2 separate regions of the Homo sapiens genome follow, and region 2 is linked to region 1. The links are chromatin contacts, found by Hi-C or POLR2A ChIA-PET in ENCODE. All regions are on one chromosome and are shown on one strand. The core of a region is the stretch at or near the end of the contact, and the rest is flanking DNA. Distances in the headings are between cores, read along the strand shown. Region 1 holds the start of MED11 (mediator complex subunit 11). Region 2 holds the start of RABEP1 (rabaptin, RAB GTPase binding effector protein 1).

Evidence for each region. Hi-C counts contacts between places; a loop is a spot of excess contacts on that map. ChIA-PET counts read pairs that join two places held with the same protein, here RNA polymerase II (POLR2A). Pooled maps may share reads with other maps.
Region 2: a pooled map shows a loop between it and region 1 (4-fold over the local background). The contact joins the promoter of RABEP1 here to the promoter of MED11 in region 1. A Hi-C loop is called at or near these places in 2 of 50 pooled maps. POLR2A ChIA-PET finds 5 or more read pairs at or near these places in 2 of 52 experiments (activated T-cell and common myeloid progenitor, CD34-positive).

What each region holds. Positions count from the first base shown.
Region 1 is chr17:4,730,178-4,734,051 of GRCh38, reverse strand. MED11 (mediator complex subunit 11) reads right to left here and starts at 2,624. Exons shown (of 3, transcript NM_001001683.4): 1 at 2,478-2,624; 2 at 2,146-2,276; 3 at 445-1,002. The coding sequence starts at 2,562. The coding sequence ends at 865. CXCL16 (C-X-C motif chemokine ligand 16) reads left to right here. Exons shown (of 6, transcript NM_001386809.1): 6 at 1-519. RefSeq lists enhancers at 2,628-2,677, 1,969-2,788, 2,688-2,827.
Region 2 is chr17:5,279,330-5,284,644 of GRCh38, reverse strand. RABEP1 (rabaptin, RAB GTPase binding effector protein 1) reads right to left here and starts at 2,361. Exons shown (of 18, transcript NM_004703.6): 1 at 2,125-2,361. The coding sequence starts at 2,158. RefSeq lists an enhancer at 1-74 and a silencer at 1,922-2,641.

The sequences.
Region 1 (3,874 bases), core at 1,375-3,874:
ATTTTTAGTAGAGACGGGGTTTCACCATGTTGACCAGGCTGGTCTCGAACTCCTGACCTGGTGATCTGCCCACCCAGGCCTCCCAAAGTGCTGGGATTAAAGGTGTGAGCCACCATGCCTGGCCCTATGTGTGTTTTTTAACTACTAAAAATTATTTTTGTAATGATTGAGTCTTCTTTATGGAAACAACTGGCCTCAGCCCTTGCGCCCTTACTGTGATTCCTGGCTTCATTTTTTGCTGATGGTTCCCCCTCGTCCCAAATCTCTCTCCCAGTACACCAGTTGTTCCTCCCCCACCTCAGCCCTCTCCTGCATCCTCCTGTACCCGCAGCGAAGGCCTGGGCTTTCCCACCCTCCCTCCTTAGCAGGTGCCGTGCTGGGACACCATACGGGTTGGTTTCACCTCCTCAGTCCCTTGCCTACCCCAGTGAGAGTCTGATCTTGTTTTTATTGTTATTGCTTTTATTATTATTGCTTTTATTATCATTAAAACTCTAGTTCTTGTTTTGTCTCTCCGAATGAAGAAGTATGTATTTTCATTAGGCCAAGTCTGCGGGAAGGCTGGGGCAGCAGCATGAAGTGTTTGAGGAAGTGGGTTGGGTATGTCAGTTTCCATCTCCTCTCTGAGCCTGTCAGGGTGTTTCTGGAGTGCAGAGCAGGAGCACCCTGCTGGAGAGGCCAAAGCATAGCTGTGGGCAGGCTCGGGCTTCAGTTTTTCCATGCCCACCATTTGCCCCTTTGTCCTAGGGTACTTTGACCAGCAGGGTATGTTGGTGCTCATACTCCCCACCCTACATGTTCCCAGGTTCTGTCCCATGGCACAGGTGATGGTCTCCCTCTCAGCTCTGGGTCCATCTCCCTGGCCTAGTTCTCCAGCATCTGCTCACAGGTTCGAGCCACATCACTGAGCTTGAGGCGGGCATAGTCCACTCGCTTCAGAGCCATCTGACAGTCCTTCCTCGAAGAGTAGCTGGAGCCCTCATGGGGCTGCCCTGTGGCCACCTACAAGACAGACTATCAATGGAGCACCATCTCCTTTACCCTAACTCCAACCAGGCATCAGGTCTCGTCTCATTTCTTCCCTGAGTTTGAATTTGTTAGGCCATCTGGTAGCTGGGTAAATAAATCATTTAACTTATGTTAATCTTGTCTGTAAAATGGGGGTGACAATAACTACTTCCTAGAGTTGTTGAGGATTAGATAAAGTAATGCAGAGTATCTGGCACACCGTAAAAATTAGTAATGGTAGTGGTCCCTGCGACGATTTCAGAACCTTCTCAATCCTGTCCCTCTTCTCAGGATATAAGGATTTGGGACCTCGTGGCCTGGAGGTCAGGCCAAGTTTCCAGTGACAAAGTTCTGTAGTTCTAGCATTATTTACACATCTTCTGCTAGGCACATGTGATGTTACCCAGTGAGGTATGCAGGGCCACCTTTAATTCTTTCATTTTATTATTTATTATTTTTTGAGACAGAGTTTTTGCTCTGTTACCCAGGCTGGAGTGCAATGGCATGATCTCGGCTAAGTACAACAACCTCCGCCTCCTGGGTTCAAGCGATTCTCCTGCCTCAGCCTTCCAAGTAGCTGGGGTTACCGGTACTCACCACCAAGCCCGGCTTTTTTTTTTTTTGAGACAGTCTTGCTTTGTCACCCAGGCTGGAGTGCAGTGCTGCAATCTTGGCTCACTGCAACCTCCACCTCCTGGGTTCAAGCGATTCTCCTGCCTCACCCTTCCAAGTAGCTGGGATTACAGGTGCCCGCTACCAGCCCAGCTAATTTTTGTATTTTTAGTAGAGACGGAGTTTCACCATGTTGGCCAGGCTGGTCTCGAACTCCTGACCTCAGATGATCCACCCGCCTCAGCCTCCCAAAGTGCTGGGATTACAGGAGTGAGCCACCGAGCCTGGCCTAATTTTTATATTTTTAGTAGAGACGAGGTTTCACCGTGTTGGCCAGGCTGGTCTCGAACTCTGTCAAGCCACTGCGCCCGGCCCATTCTTTCCTTTTAGAGGAAGAAACCCGCTCTGGATGGCCGGCTGGGGAGGTCTGGTCCTGCCCAGTTAATGCTCCACCCTGGATCACCCAAGCCTGAGGCTTTGACCCAGAGCTGGGGTTCGCTCGCAGAACCCCCCAGACACACCGACCTGGGTGAGGTAGCGGATCTGAGCTGACAGCTCCGCCTCCACGTGTTGCACTGAAGCGGTGAAGGCCGCCGCCTGCCGGTCTAGGAGCCGCTCGTTAGTTTTTTCCTTGGACAATTCTAGGATCACAGTACCTGCCAGGGCGGAGAGAGGGCGGGGACACACGGAGACTGCCAGTGTAGCCTCTCCCTAGGCCAGCCCCTCTCAGTCCCGCCCTTTCGCTGCGCACGCACGTAGGATTCCCTCCCCAACCCTGCTCCAAGTCCCAGGTCAGGCTGCCAGTGCAGCCCGGTCACGCTTTCGCTCCCCGCTGTCCAGGTTGTCGCATCCCGAACCTGCATTCTGAAGGATGGCGCCGATTTCCCGTTCAATGTCTTCCAGAGCGCGTAGTCTCTCGTTCGCCAGGCTGTAGGTAGCCATTATCACTCTGGGAATTCTCACCAAGAGTTTCTCCTCAGAAACGCGACGCTTGTTCCGGAAGTGGCTCTCGGTGTGCGCCTGCGCAGAGGGCACCGTGTAGCGAGCACTACGATTCCCAGGATGCTCAGCGCAGCCTCGCCTCCTCGGTCCGCTTGATGAACTACAACTCCCAGGGCCCGCTGCGCCTCAGCCACAGGACCACCCGTAGTCAGAGGCGACAGTGGAATATCCCCTAGCCCGAGGCCATTCAGACCTGTCCATCTTCTTGACACTGTCTGTGGCCTCTAGTTTATTCTACACAAGTTTATTTATTTATGAGACAGTCTTACTCTGTCGTCCAGGTTGGAGTGCAGTCGCAAGATCTCCCTCCCTGCAACCTCCACCTCCCAGGTTCAAGCGATTCTCCTGCTTCAGCTTCCCGGGTGCCTGGGATTATAGGCGCCCGCCACCACGCCCGGCTGATTTTTGTATTTTTAGTAGAGACGGGGTTTCACCATGTTGGCCAGGTTGGTCTCGAACTCGACCTCAAGCGATCCACCCTCTTCGGCCTCCCAAAGTGCTGGGATTACAGGCGTGAGCTGAATCTTAAAGGTGAACTACGTGGATGAAAGCTTGTAGTGGAAAAGGGAGACGGCATAGGCAACAGCATGGTGCTGTGACGGGAACAGCGCATGTGGAGTCCAGCAAGGGATTCTGCCTGCCTGGAGTGAACGGAGCGTGGTGGGGGTTAGGTATGACAATGGTGAGGCTGGAGAGAGGAGCGGAATCAGGAAAAGGCTTGCAAGCTATGTACTTTGGACTTGAGTCTGAAGACATTTGAGCCTTTAAAGGGTTTTTAAGAAGTGTGTTATGACCAGAATTACCTTTTTTGGAAAGATCGTTTGTAACAGTTTATAGTAGATTATCAAGAATGAAACTAGTTTGCCCAAGGTTAGCACATGAAGGTTAGACTCAGTTAAACTGAATGGTCTAGCCTGGGGAACATAGTGAGATACTGTCTTTATAAAAAAATTTGGGGGCTGGGCATGGTGGCTCACTCCTGTAATTTCAGCTCTTTGGGAGGCTGAGGTGGGAGGATCACTTGAACTAAGGACTTCGAGACCAGCCTGGGCAATATAGTGAGACCCCATCTCCTATATTTAAAAAATAAAGGCTGGGTTTGGTGGCTCACACCTGTAATCCCAGCACTTTGGGAGGCCGAGGCGGGTGGATCACCTGAGGTCAGGAGTTCGAGACCAGCCTGACCAACATGGAGAAACCCCGTCTCTACTAAAAATACAGAATTAGCTGGGCATGGTGGCGCATGCCTGTA
Region 2 (5,315 bases), core at 1,112-3,611, 550 kb before region 1:
AAATACAAAAATTAGCTGGGAATAGTGGCATGCACCTGTAGTCACAGCTACTTGGGAGGCTGAGGTAGCAGGATTGCTTTGACCCCAGGAGGTCGAGGCTGCAGTGAGCCAAGATCGCGCCACTGCTCTCCAGCCTGGGCAACAGAGTGAGATACTGTCTCAAAGAAAAAAAAAAAAATTAAAATCCCCAAGATGAACTTCTAAGGCACTGACACAAGGCACTCAAACGTACCAAATTATCTCTCTCCTACTGTAAAAAGTAGCCATGGCTACCTACATTAATTTAAAATAAAAATTGCAATCTATGCAAACTAAATCTCATCCTAGAGTCACAAGATTTGAGAAATAGGAAAGAAACCTGAACTAAAATACCAAGAATACAAGATTTCCTAAAGCTAGTTTTCCCTAGCCTCGTTCAAGTGCTTAGTCACTTCTGCCTATTTACAAGGAAGACCATTTCATATCTTCAAAGAGGCAGGGAATTTTGATTCCAGACGGTCATGTCACCTGAGCTGCCCTAGACGTTTCTTTCCATGCAACTCAAGAGAAGGCAGCAGCCAGCTATGCATACCTACCACTCCTGTTCAGAACCACAAGCTCTCTGTATCTTGCCTCTGTGTGCAGTAACAAAGTGGGATTGTGGAAGAACAAAGTTTTCTTGCCTGACACCAAATGCAAAAGGTGATCATTAAAATGCAGCCTGAAGACATCCCAGTTTCCTCTCTCTGACAGCCCACCAAAAATGCTTCCCTTCCCTTCTCCTGGAACAGAAACAGCAAAGCAGGTTCTTATAAAAGTCTAAATGCTTACTGGACATCTCCCCTTAGGCAAGCAACAACACCCAAAACTACAGGCTAACAGGCTCTGAAGCACATTTCCCAGAGAGCAGCCAGAACCTTAAAATCTGATAACATGGTTTCAAGTTCCCCAAAGGCAAAAATAAAAAGTAAGGGTTTCACGAAAGGTTATTTTGAGACAACCCCAAGGAAAGCCAAGTTTTAAAGTACCTACTCCGTACCAAGCCCCTTTTCCCAACATTCTACTCTACTCACACTTAAAGATGCTAAGCACACACGCTGATTATAGAAATACACCAGAAAGTACTTTCACAACTAGATACAGTGGGACCTTGGAAAAGCCCAAGCACACTATTTCCAAACATCTATTCTAGGTGGTAAAACCTGGAACCATGTAGTCAATCTGTGAAGCACAGCTTAGTCCAATTTCCCAGAAGGTCACGAAGGGCTCTGACAACCAACTTTGATTATTTAGGATGGGGCCCTTTTTTCCTTCCAAGAATATAAATGACACATTTCTTCGACTTCACTTTTTTTTTTTTAGTTCCACAAGCAAATATCTTCAAGTAGTGCAAGTAGGCCTCAGCATTCTCAAACACTATTCTCATTATTCCTAATACCTCCATAATACTATTATTGTATATACACATTCGTGTTGCTATTTTTATAGATAAAATATAAAGGCATGAATTAACCTCTTGGTTAATTCGTGGGTGAGAATACTGAGGCTCAACGAGGCTAAGAAATGAGCCCAGAGCTTGCTGGTTAAGAATACAGGTCCTCTAGACTCCCAGGCCCCAACACTTAACCATTAAGCCACACTGCCATTCAGGGAATGCTACTAAATCCAGTTACTGTACACAACTACTTTCAGGTCACATAACTGGGTGCAAAGAGTTCTATAGCAAGGATTGGGGCGGCAGGGAGGGTACACTACCTAAGCTAAGATTTTTTTTCTTTAACGAATATAGCACATGTTCCCGATTTCCATCCTCCCCCACGGGCAGAACCCACGTGCCGGTCCCCCGCTACCCAGAACCGCTCCCTCCCCACACTACCCCACGCTACCCAGCAGCCTCCCCACGCCCTTCCCTCTGCCCTCCCGCAAGCGCTGCACCCGCGCCTCCCGCCCCCTCCCCAGCGACGGCAGCCGGGGCGCCCGCGCCGCCCTCGCGCGCCGCAGCCCGCGCGCCCCCGCCTCCGCCCGGCGGGGTCACCCCCGGGGCCTGCGCGCGCCCTTGCCGCCGCCTGCCCGCCCCGAAATCCTCCCGCGACGCCGACGCCGGGCAGGCCGCGCCCGCCGCGCCTGCCATGGTGGGCGCCTCACCGTCAGGCTGGGAAGCCGGGCCCGGCTGCGCCATGACCAGGCGGCCGGCCTCGGGGAGCGGGGATGGGCGGGGAAGCGGCGTCCTGGGCTCCCGCGGGCTCAGCTGGCGGAGGAGGCGTCAACCGAGCCGCCGCCGCCGCCGCCCAGAGAGAAACCGCTAAGGCTGGATCCGCCGGCGCCGCCACAGCCGCGGGCAGAGACGGACCCGACCGCCGACCTCCGCCTCCTCATCCTGACAGCGGGAAATAAGCAGTGCGCAGGCGCAGGGGGATGGGGCGGCACGTGACGTTGGCCCGAGGGGAGGGGCGGGGCCTCGGGAGCGCGGAGGGAGCGCGGAGGGAGCGCGGAGGGAGCGCGGAGGGAGCGCGGAGGGAGCGCGGAGGGAGCGCGGAGGGAGCGCGGAGGGAGCGCGGAGGGAGCGCGGCGGGAGGGGAGGGTTTCGGCGGAGCTGGGCGCCTGACCCAGCGGCGCGGGGAGGCTGAGTGCCGAGCGGAGCTGGAGAAGAGGGGCTGCAGCAGAGGCCTGGCCTCTCGAAGGTGCCGGTCCCGGTTCTCCACCCCAGCACAGTGAGGGGAAAAAAAAAAATGAGTAAGAGAGGAGGACCGATGGCGGGGTGCAGTTCCAGCCTCTACCTCTTCTAGCTTTGCGACCTTGGGAGAGTCACTTCACCTCTTGGAATTTTTATCAATATAATGGCTAAGAAAAGTTTAAACGAGGTAATAAAGTATGAAGAACTGTTTCCGACAGTACTGGGCCTGGACCCCAGGTCTTCTGGTGCAGAGGCCAGTATACTATCCATTCAGCAAATACGTTTGGGTTTTCAGTCGTGATAGATGCTGGAGATACAGCCAGGTACAGACCCTGCACTCATGGCAGGAAAGGAGAAATCATATACACAAAGTGTGGCCCTTATACTTGGGCCCCTGGGCCCTATACTTTAGGAACTCCCCTCTAATCACCACTCCCCGTCTGATTTCGACACCTGGAGTGCCCCATGCCAAGGAGGTAGTTTAAAAAGCTTTTTTTTTTTTTTTGGAGATAGAGTCTCACTCTGACACCCAGGCTGGAGTGCCATGGTGCGATCTCGGCTCACTGCAACCTCTGCCTCCCGGGTTCAAGCAATTCTCCTGCCTCAGCCTCCCGACTAGCTGGGACAACAGGCGCACGCCACCACACCCGGCTAATTTTTGTATTTTTAGTAGAGACGGGGTTTCACTATGTTGGTCAGGCTGGTCTCAAACCCTTGACCTCGTGATCCGCCTGCCTCAGCCTCCCAAAGTGCTGGGATTACAGGCGTGAGCCACCGCGCCCGGCCTAAAAAGCTATTTTGAAATCAGAGAGGAGCATCAGGAATTATGTACATTTTAAGACCCAGCAATCCCACCCCAGGATGAGGGAGTCCACAGGGTTTGGCACTTCAGGACCAAGTTCTGAATACTTGTGGCCCCAGAATTCCCTTTCCAGATGGCTGAAGCTGTGGTCTCTTTCCCAGATCCATTCTCTCTATGGCAGAGTCTAGACATCCCTAAAAGAAGCTAAAGTGAAAGCATAAAGAATGAGTTCATGTCCTTTGCAGGGACATGCATGAAGCTGGAAACCATCATTCTCAGCAAACTAACACAGGAAAAGAAAACCAAACACCTCATGTTCTCACTCATAAGTGGGAATTGAATAATGAGAACACATGGACACAGGGAGGGGAACATCACACACCGGGGCCTGTGGGGGGTGGGGGGAAGGGGAGGGAGAGCATTAGGACAAATACCTAATGCATGCGGGGCTTAAAACCTAGATGACGGGTTGATAGATGCAGCAAACCACCATGGCACATGTATACCTATGTAACAAACCTGCACGTTTAGCACATGTATCCAAGAATTTAAAGTATAATAAAAAAATAATAATAGGCCGGGCACAGTGGCTCACGCCTGTAATCCCAGCACTTTGGGAGACTGAGGCAGGTGGATCACGAGGTCAGGAGTTCAAGATCAGCCTCTCCAAGATGGTGAAACCCCATCTCTACTAAAAATACAAAAAATTAGTCGGGTGTGGTGGCAGGCGCCTGTACTCCCAGCTACTCGGGAGGCTGAGGCAGAGAATTGCTTGAACCCAGAAGGCGGAGGTTGCAGTGAGCCAAGATCGCACCACTGCCAGCCTGGGCGACAGATCGAGACTCCATCTCAAATAATAATAATAATAATCAGAAAATCCACTAATTAGAATCAGTTTCTACTTTCTTTAAATCATTTGTTTTAAATAAGGTATACTTTTATTAAAATGATTATTTCTCACTGAAAAAAAGGGAGGCTAAAGGGCAGCTTTGTTTTATTTTAAGGGGGTGACACGACACTTGGGTGTTTGAGCTCCTATGTCCACAGATCCCTCATGGTGCAGGACAGAGGTGAGAAAAGAAGGCAAGTGAGCCAAGAGACAATAGTTGGGCCAGGGCCTGTGCTGCTTTCGCCACCTCATTCATGGGCATAACTCCCAGGAGCCCAGGAATTCTAAATTTAAACCTGGTCTTCCAGGTCTTAAACAGGTAGATTTGTCCAAGTAGAAGGATAGACTGTATTAAGGTTAGCGGTTAATTGGAGTAGTTTGTAATTTTATTTTATTTTATTATTTATTTAATTTTTGGAGACGGAGTCTCTCACTCTATTGCCCAGGCTGGAGGGCAGTGGCACCATCTCAGCTCACTGCAACCTCCACCTCCCGGATTCCAGTGATTCTCCTGCCTCAGCCTCCTGAGTAGCTAGGATTATAGGCGTGTGTCACCACGCCCAGTTAACTCTTGTAATTTTAGTAGAGACAGGGTTTCACCATGTTAGCCCGGCTGGTCTTGAACTCCTGACCTCAAGTGATCTACCCACCTCGGCCTCCCAAAGTGCTGGGATTACAGGTGTGAGCCACCACGTCCAAACTGGTTTGTAATTTTAAATAATTTAGGTATCTATTTGTACTTTTGCCCCAGGTCCTGCCATCGTTAGAGGAGAGCCAAAATACAGACTCGAGTTTTTTGAGCAGTTAATGTCTCCCAAATGGCTGGTGTGCATTTGAGAGAGCAAGCAGGGTCTCCCCAACACCCTGCCCAACCCCCCATAAATGATTTTCCTGGATGAGCAAATCCATGCTTACCAGGAAGACCTTTGGCCAGGATAGGGCAGCCCAGTGCATCCTCTGTATTGTTGTGA